Regions from separate parts of the Mus musculus genome. Here regions 1 and 3 are each linked to region 2. A link is a contact called in ENCODE Hi-C data. All regions are on one chromosome and are shown on one strand. The core of a region is the stretch at or near the end of the contact, and the rest is flanking DNA. Distances in the headings are between cores, read along the strand shown. Region 1 overlaps A930011G23Rik (RIKEN cDNA A930011G23 gene). Region 2 holds the start of Rasgef1b (RasGEF domain family, member 1B). Region 3 overlaps A930011G23Rik (RIKEN cDNA A930011G23 gene).

What was found. A loop is a pair of places that touch in the nucleus more often than their neighbours do.
Region 1: a loop to region 2 is called in a map of heart, with 2.0 times the contacts of the local background. The contact joins the enhancer-like site here to the promoter of Rasgef1b in region 2. A Hi-C loop is called at or near these places in 6 of 37 maps with a recorded cell type or tissue (adrenal gland, heart and left cerebral cortex).
Region 3: a map of heart shows a loop between it and region 2 (4-fold over the local background). The contact joins the enhancer-like site here to the promoter of Rasgef1b in region 2. A Hi-C loop is called at or near these places in 8 of 37 maps with a recorded cell type or tissue (T-helper 1 cell, adrenal gland, heart and 1 more).

The regions. Positions count from the first base shown.
Region 1 is chr5:99,378,669-99,381,573 of GRCm38, reverse strand. The region is part of intron 2 of A930011G23Rik (RIKEN cDNA A930011G23 gene); the gene reads left to right. The region is part of intron 1 of Gm35314 (a long non-coding RNA gene); the gene reads right to left. Among named protein-coding and RNA genes, the nearest start is that of Gm35314, 13 kb to the right of the region's middle. Within about 2 kb of position 1,258, at least 1 of the 3 ENCODE cell types and tissues checked has a DNase peak (open chromatin) inside an H3K27ac peak, as active enhancers do; it is heart, where a contact is called at or near this core.
Region 2 is chr5:99,251,595-99,254,579 of GRCm38, reverse strand. Rasgef1b (RasGEF domain family, member 1B) reads left to right here and starts at 1,653. Exons shown (of 14, transcript NM_181318.4): 1 at 1,653-1,866.
Region 3 is chr5:99,338,390-99,341,178 of GRCm38, reverse strand. The region is part of intron 3 of A930011G23Rik (RIKEN cDNA A930011G23 gene); the gene reads left to right. Among named protein-coding and RNA genes, the nearest start is that of Gm35314, 27 kb to the left of the region's middle. Within about 2 kb of position 1,263, at least 1 of the 3 ENCODE cell types and tissues checked has a DNase peak (open chromatin) inside an H3K27ac peak, as active enhancers do; it is heart, where a contact is called at or near this core.

The DNA of each region.
Region 1 (2,905 bases), core at 9-2,508, 130 kb before region 2:
CCCTTGTGAAAAGTTATAAGCTAATAATAAATAGCAAGAGCTGTAAACATGTTTATGTCTTTGGTCCAAGAGTTCTACTTTGGGGAATATAGCTTAAAGAAATTATTCAAAACACAGATAGAAAAGAGCAGTTTTAATTACAGGGAAGGAAACGATATATATATATATATATATATATATATATATATATATATATATATATACCTGAAGATATCAAAGCACAGGCTACACTATTTTTTTGAACTTTTATTTATTCTTTGTGAATTTCCCATCATGCACCCCAATCCTACTCATCTCTTCAACCCTCCATATCTTTCCTCCCCCCTTGCAACCTCCCCCCACCAAACAAAATAAAACAAAACAAAACAAAACAAAACAATCTCTCCATGGAAGCCAGGGTGTGTCTCACAGTATACCCTTTTGCCCAGTGCTTTGCTTGCAAATGTTCCCCTCAGTGAGTCATTGGTCTGGTTTGAGGCCTCTGCCACACTATCAATACTGGATCCTCACAGGAACTCCTCTTGGATATCCTGTTGTTGCCCTTCGTCCTCCAGATCCTGCGTCTTTGGTTCTGGAGGAGCAGCCGTTCATAGGGTATCATATAGTTACTACGTGTTAACAATCCAGGCGCAAAAAACAAAACAAAACAAAACAAAACAAAACAAAAACGCTGGGAACGCGCAGCACGGGATGGGACGTAGGTACAAGGATCTACCCCACTGTAGTGCGCTCTCTTACACACGTGTGCATTTGGATCAAGGCTGGCAGGAAGCTCACACACGGGAGCGAGCCCTGTTGCTGACATCTCTTTCAGCAAGGCCTATTTTAATGTTCTATGTGATGGCAGCTTTGTGGTAGGTGCAGGCATTGAGGACATCCACAAAGCATGGTAGAAGGCCAAGGGCACTTCAAAATTCACTGTAAAATGGACATTTATATGTAGCTTTTTGTTTCAGAGAAACGAGGACCAAGGGAGATACAGGGAAAAAAAAAATGCATAGACTGGACAGGTTTGACAGGGTCGGGCCTGGGAAACCTAAAAGTCAGGATGTTCTCTACGTTGACTCCCCTCCCCTGTCTGCTCGGAAGCCCGTGATAATAATAACCAAATAGGGAGGAGGCGATGTTGCAGGGAGCACACAGTTCACTCGAGTTCAGCCAGACTCTACTCGCGTGGAGCAAACAGGAGGGCGTCTAGTCAAGCCCCAGTGAGTCAACACGCAGCGTCCCTCCACCCTCCCCTCCTCCTTCCCCAAGGACACCTCACTGTATCTGTGTGCTTGACCTTTCCAAGGAAGTGACAGCAGCTGGCTTGGCAGGGAGGGAGGGAGGGAGGGGCAGATCGAGCAGCAGTTATCTTTCATATCTGGATGCAGGTGCTGGCTCCCTGCTCTTCCTCCAGAGTGTTGGAAATGTCACAGGTACCAGAGAGCTGTGTGCTCCGTGGCTCTGGCGCGATGTGAGGGGCAACTACACTAAGATGCTCTCCTGGCAGTTCCTTATGAGCACTGACACTCTACCTGCTTGCTCCTGATTTAAAAAACCAAAAGTATCAGGGTGAAGTTACAGGAACGGTAACCCTTGAATGAATCTGCTTCTATGGCAAAGTAAGCTTGTAAGGTTTCCACCCAGCCTGGAGGTGTTGAGAAGAGGATGAGGGGAGGGGGCGGGGGGGGGGGGAAGCCAATGGCCTTAAATAGCCATGTCTTAAACAAAGTTTTAAAACAAGGTTCTGGTTTCAGAGGGAAGTTTAAGATCCAGTGACAACTCTTAAGCAAATGTGAGCACATCCCCTGTTCACCCAGCTGGGAAACCCCAGATGATCCCTGTCCTCCTTCAAAACCCAGGGTCATTTCTTGGTACAAAGAGCCACTCGTATATTTCCGACTCCAGGACAAACGTGAAAGTTCACAACCCCAGCTGAAGCCCTTTCACGCTTTGCTCTCCTGGAGAAGCCCTCTCAGAAAGTTCGAGCCAGTAGGTGCCGCAAAACCCCCTTGGGGACTGCTGACCTTCACAGCTCCTTGGGAGCACTGAGTTTATCCTGGGAAGAGAAGAGGTGATAATTGCTTTCACTTTGGAGGGGTCTGGAGGACAGTCAGTTCCGCCTGGGCAGGTGGGGGCGGAGCTGGAGCATAAACATCTCTCCGTTCCTCTCTTTATTCCGTCCGTCTTAAGCATTCCCATTCCCATATTCAGCAATCAGTGAGTTGGAGGGGGTCCGGGCAACAACTGTTAAGAGCAGCTATCTAAGCACTTGACCACTGAAGAGACAAGGAAACTCTGAGAAAAGCCTGAAATGAGAGAGGTAATGAGAGAGAGAAGAGGAGGCCTTTGAGTTGTTGCTCCATGTCCGTCACTAGTATACACGTTGCCTGTGAACTCATGGAAGCCAGAGTCATATTTTCCCACCCAACAATCAATTCATAGGTAAGAAATCTGTGTTTCCAGAATGCTCTGTTGTCTTAGTCTCAAGCATACCCAGTGCAAAGGTAGCAAGGGAATGTTTGGCCTGCAGCAAACCAGGCTGCTCAAGCCCCTAAGAAAGCCAGTTCCTACGTTGCTATAGCAACCGAAGGAGCCTCAGACAGAAGGGCAGAGTTCTTCAGATTCATCTACTGCTTCCAACAGATTGACTTCTTCCAAGCCCAGTCATGTTTCCCAATCATCAACACAGCAAGTGTTAGCTTCATTAAGAAGAATAATGAGAGTAACAACAGTTTCTGTCTGAAGTTGATACATCTGGGCCTTTTCTCTAGTGCTACTGAATGTCTTTTTATCTCTGGAAGTTGTACCATGATGCTTTAGGATCCTATAGAACTGACATTCACACATTCGCCAACAATATGGTCGGGACTTGCGCCAGTGAGGTTTGACGGTAATTACACTTTGATGGCTGGAACAT
Region 2 (2,985 bases), core at 404-2,903:
TGTGTGTGTGTGTGTGTGTGAGAAGTTGACGAATTCAGTTCTTTCCATTCACCGTGTGAGTATACAGGGGTTCAGAGGCCTACAGTGCCTTGAGGAGGGTTTCACAGGTGTCTGTGTGATAGACACAGGGCTATGGTTAGGAATGCTGGCTCCTAAGGTGTATCCACAACTAATAGTTTTCACATTGGAGCTAGAAGGACCCTGAAAGGCCAACCAGAATAAGGTAAAACAGTGTCAATATCATAGTGGTATCTGCTTTACATTTTTAGATTCTAAAGTGAACATTTCATCTTTTGCTTAGCAGCAAAGACTTCAGGAAGTAAAAAGGCAGCTGTCTGGGTTGCCTTCTCAGCAGTCTTGAGAGCTCACAGATGTTACAAAGGGCTTTTCTGGTGGCACTACTAAGAAATACTGGTTTAGTTCAGCCCTTTTAGTTTCTTGCTATGTGAGCAGGAAGAGTGTGCTTTGCCCAGTGTCATATGGTCTACTTGTTAATTGACTCAGGATGGAAGTCGGCTCCTTGTGTGGACCCATTCTCCTTCACAGAACAGACACCAGAGATAAACAAAAGGCTCAGGGTTTTTAGAATAAACTGCGGGGCTTAAGGAGAAGCATCTGTAGAATATGCGTAGGATAGTGAAGCAGGAAGTATGAGAGAGACAGGGACCAGCCAAGACCAGCCAAGGAACATGAACGTTAGGTTAAAAGAGGCTCTTTCCATCCCAGAGAGAAGATGCAGGGACCTTAGAGGAGGAACCGTGTTGCTCCATGTTAATAAGGCCAATTACAGTCTATGGGATGGTCCTACAGTGTTTATGTATGAACGGAAGCTTACAAAGCCTGCTTTTCATACTCAGGGTCACAGCTGCAAAGTCTCCAAATCTTGTGCATTTCCCCCCATGGGTAAGGTATCTTTATTTCAACTTCTTCCCTTACCTTTCTATCACGCGTAGGAGAGTATTGAGTTCTTACCTCTATATTTATTTTTTTCTTTTCTAAAATAGTTATCAGGTATTCAATGGCTGATTCAATTAAGTAGCTGTCTACAATGATAAAAACAACCTTCACCGAGGACCAGCCTTACACACTAGAGTATCTTCCTTTCCTTTGCGAAAGTTCTAACACCTGTAATTTTACATGTGGATTGAATAGCAGTTTATTTAGCGTTTGCCCTCCAGGAGCCAGTAAGCTTCTGGGACCAGCCGGTTGCGGCCACCAGTGTGCCCCCAGCGTTTATTACAATACCCAACACTCAGCAAGTGCTTCGTGGTTCCTCTCAGATCTCCTCCGAAAGTTACACGGACAGTAACCTTCAGCTCATAATTATGATAATAGATACTGTACAACGAGTCGAGCCGGTATTTACAGGTAGAGCACACAAGGCAAATGAATACACACTCGGCGACACATGAGTGCACAAACAGCCGCGGGCAGCGACACGAAGGAGGAAACGCGCGCCGGAGTGGGCCCTGCCCAGGCTGCGGAGACCCGCTGCGCCAGCAAGCCAGCCTCTGCAGCGTGGGTGGGTACGGCCGCAGCGTCACGGGAGTCCCTACCCGCGGAACCCTGGCAAGTCCCCGAGCGCCCGCTGCAGGGCGGCGTGGGCGGAGAGCTGCGCCACGATTGGCCAGCGCAGGATGGGCGTGGCCTGCGGCGGGCGGGGGCGTGGCCTGCGGCAGGAGGCGGGCATTTCCCCAGCAAGGGGGTGTGCGCGGCTCGGGCTGGAGTTTCAGTATAAACAAGGACCCCGACTGGATCGGCGGGTTTTCCCTTTCTTCTGGCGTTCGACCCTTCCCGGTCCTGAGCTCGCCTTTTGGGGCGCCTCGGTACGGCAGCCAGGAGGCAGAGGCTCCGAGCTGTGTGCGGGTAGGTGCTCCAGGGGACCCCGCGGCGGGATGGCGGGAGCGGGCTGCGCCGGCGCTGCTCCGGAACGGCGCCGGCTGTCCAGTGCGCCCCGGCGTGGCGGGAGATCCTCGGCTGGCGAGCATTGGCAGAGCCACAGAACTAGGAGTTCTCGCGCCTGCTGCTTCCGTGCCCCGGGCTGCCGCGCTCCCAACAGGTGCGGGGCTGAGCACTGACGACCCGGGGACCCGGGGATCTGGGGACGCTGTGCTGCGCCTCGCCCCGGCCAGGCCTTCTGTTTGGAGATCTTAGATATTGAGGGTTTGTCTGAGTTGGAGTCTCGTTCATCCTTTTTGCTTTCCCTCTCAGCTTCTTGTGCATACCTAGGGTTGTTTCCATGTACTTTTTGGCTAGTTTCCTAGGGTGCTTGAGAGTGTTCAGGCTGTTGTTTATTTTTTGCTGCAGTTTCCTTATAATTTAAGGTCTGACTCCCAGGAACAGTCAGGGAAACAGGACTTGTGTGTTCCCCAGGCTCGTATGCAAACTTGAACAAGTAGCCTGTTTTTTGTTTTGCTTTGTGACCCAGGTGAGTTGCCTTCGGACACTAGCCTGGGTGATAATAACGTGGCCCGGGGTACCTGGTAGCCTCGTGGGCTGAGTGCGTGAGGGAGGCTCCTCTTTATTGGAGAGCCCCGGGAATAACTTCAGCAGCACTGTACTAGAGAAAAGGGCAAACGCGGAAACGGAGGTGTTCTCTCTCGCTCTCTCGCTCTATCGCTCTGTCTCTGTCTCTCTGTCTCTCTCTCTGAGTGTGCGTGTGATTTGACTATTCCTTGCCACCTTACCCCATCCAAATTGGTTCAGTTCAGGCGAAGCACTGTGGCTAAGGCACTGACAGTGCGGCGAGGTGTTCTCTCGCACAGCGTGGTAAAGGGCGCTAGGAGAGCATCTGGGCTGCAGTTTTCTCTTGTGAATGTAAATGTGCCCGTTTGCAGATGGATTCGGGGCGTATGGTGTATATGGATAAATATGCACGCATACTTGTGTATGTATGTTTGGGTGAACGCGTCTCCAAGGAGTCCTTCGTCAGCAGCGCCATGTGACAATGGCCTGGAACTGCTGGTGTGCGTAGAGCTATATTTA
Region 3 (2,789 bases), core at 14-2,513, 87 kb before region 2:
TCTTTATGTATTTTAATTTTCTTCTACACTCTTCTTAGGCTATTATGAAAACTATGTAATGACTTTTAGTTAGTTTTTGCTTTGTAGATCAGGCCCAGGCTGGTAGAGATCAGCCTGCCTCTGCATGCAGAGCGCTAGGATTAAAGGTGTGCACCGCAATGCTCAGTTTGAAATTATGTAATCATTTTAAAAAGCAAAAATCATACAGATAGGTGATAAACTACCCAATATTGGGTGAAAACTTCTCACTAGCGCAGACAGGGCAACAGACCTGCAGAACAATAACCCTGAGCTTCACAGCGCTGGCTTCTTTCTTATCAATTAAAAGGACAGTCTCCTCTTGGCTTCAGTTTCAGATTTTAACGCCAGGCTCAGTAAATAAGTACTTTTTGTCCCATTTCCCATCCTTTTGCAAACATTTATCTTTTCATGAGTATGAACCAGTCTTACTGGGCAATGATTATTTTTGTTAAAGCGAAAAGACAGAAATGTCATAGGCAGGAACTGCCATCTGCCCTCCCTCCTCCCTGGACTTAGTTTTGGAAGAAAAGAAAGATAAACAGAACGGGAGGGACAGAGACACTCAGGGTCCTGTGCAGAGTGCCAAAAAGAACAGGGGAAAGATTCAAATGAGAGGAGACAAGAGGGGTGGGGGCAGTGAAGGGAAAAACGGGGAGAGTGTGGGAAAGAGAGTGGGGGCGTTGGAACTGGTACAGGCTCCAAAAGCCAGATGCTGAGGATGAGTGGAAAGGGGGAGAGAGACTGAAACAGTCACTGAAAGATTGCTGAATTTGACTCCAAGAGAGATGGCAAGGAAACTTTGAGAACAGAAATTCAGTAAGGCTGAGAAATGGAGTGGGACGTGCCACTTTGACAAGATATCAAGCATATTTTGACTGTGATGAGACTTCTTACGGGGGTAGGCCTTTTTCTGGGTGATTTGCTGGTGTCAATGACAGTTGTCCTTAACCTTCAGTCCCAGTCTTCCAACCCGAAATCAGAGAGTGCAGCACGTTCATGGGTGAGAGAGAGGCAGAAATGAAGCCGCTTGCTTCTATGTTCCTTTATCCAGTGAGGAGGAGAACGGGCGCTGAAAGAGCGCTTTATCTCATGGCCTTGCAGCTGGAGACAGCACGTCTGTCTCTCCAACAAACGTCAGTCCAGGCACTTCTGACCCAGACAGTCCTTGACAAGAGGCACCCCACCCACCGAACTGTAGCCAAGTAGCTGTAGGAGGCAGGGAGTTCGCAGAACAACCTCCAGACTCATTGGGGAAATGGAAAATCTGAGGGCAGAGCAAATCAGGACCGATGTTAGCAAAAACGAAACTCACAGGAGACACACTGGCGCGGGAAATATGAGAGACAGGGGAGGAAGAGGAGCGAATGCCGTGACCTGTAGTGCAGAATACACCCAGCTGGGTTCTGACTGCAGGATCCTCTTAAAATTCATTTTGAGGAAATGCAATTTACCCCGTGATGACAGAAAGTTTCAGGATTCTGTGTTAGCAGTTTGTAAAAGCCATGGGAATCTCCTAAAAGGACATCCACCCCAGCTTCTATGCTTTAACCCAGACTCTGAAAATCTGAGGATACCTGACCATGGATCTACTGGTGCCACACAAGGGGTACCCGAGTGTCACATGAGGCAGTGACAGAGCTGGCTTTCCAGGAGTAATTTCCTGATTTGTTACAGTAAGACACTAATTAGCCTACAGTGGATACTGTGACCAACATCCCTAGAAAACAAAGATGGGAAAACTTAGTCACAATCTTGCCCCAGGCTGCTGTTACCTTTTGTCTATATGTTGTTAGCCTATAGAGGAATTATTAATAGATTGACCCTGAGGCTTGCTTGCTACTTACAAAAGAAGAAGCTGTTCTCAAGTGCTGAGAAAAAAATGAGAAAATAGAAAAATAAAATTAAAAAGTTTACCCTAAAACTTCCTGTGGGAGTCATTTAGTAAGGTCAACAACTTGCCTTTTGAAGTGCTAGGATATCTTGAGTGTTTTATGTAAATAATTTTTTCTCTTGAGTTTCACTTTATACCTTTCTGTCCTGTTCCTTACCATGCTATCAGCAGCGGGTGTTCCACCCTTTATGTCCCCTCTGATAATCTCTAATTGAATAGTAAATAGCTGAGCATACAAAGCCATGGGCAGGACAAGAGGAACAGGTTCTGAGTCAGTACAAGAGAAAGATGGTCACCTGAACTTCAGCCTTCATGGTTGTCCGTCTGGACACCCGAACTCCAGCCACCGTGGCTGTCCGTCTCGGTTTCAGTGTGTTAACTTTGCAGGGTCATGGGATGCTGAGAACTAATTTTGTCTTCTTTATATCCTTATCTTTGGTCTTTTTAACTAAGATGCCTAGGTGCATTCAGGAATAATGAAATACTTTCAACATAAATTGAGGAAATCCTGGGCAATTGTGACTTTATGAACATAAACCGTAGCAAAAACAGTTACAGAAAGGAAGGGTAGATTCATTCTCCCATATCAAAACACATTTATTACTTCCAAAAAATTCTAATTTATGTTTGTCTTAGTTAGGGTTTTACTGCTGTGAACAGACACCATGACCAAGGCAACTTGTAGACAACATTTAATTGGGGCTGGCTTACAGGTTCAGAGGTTCAGTCCGTTATCATCAAGGTGGGAGCATGGCAGCGTCCAGGCAGGCATGGTGCAGGAGGAGCTGAGAGTTCTACATCTTCATCTGAAGGCTGCTAGCAGAATACTGACTTCCAGGCAGTTAGGGTGAGGGTCTTACAGCCAGCACTCACAGTG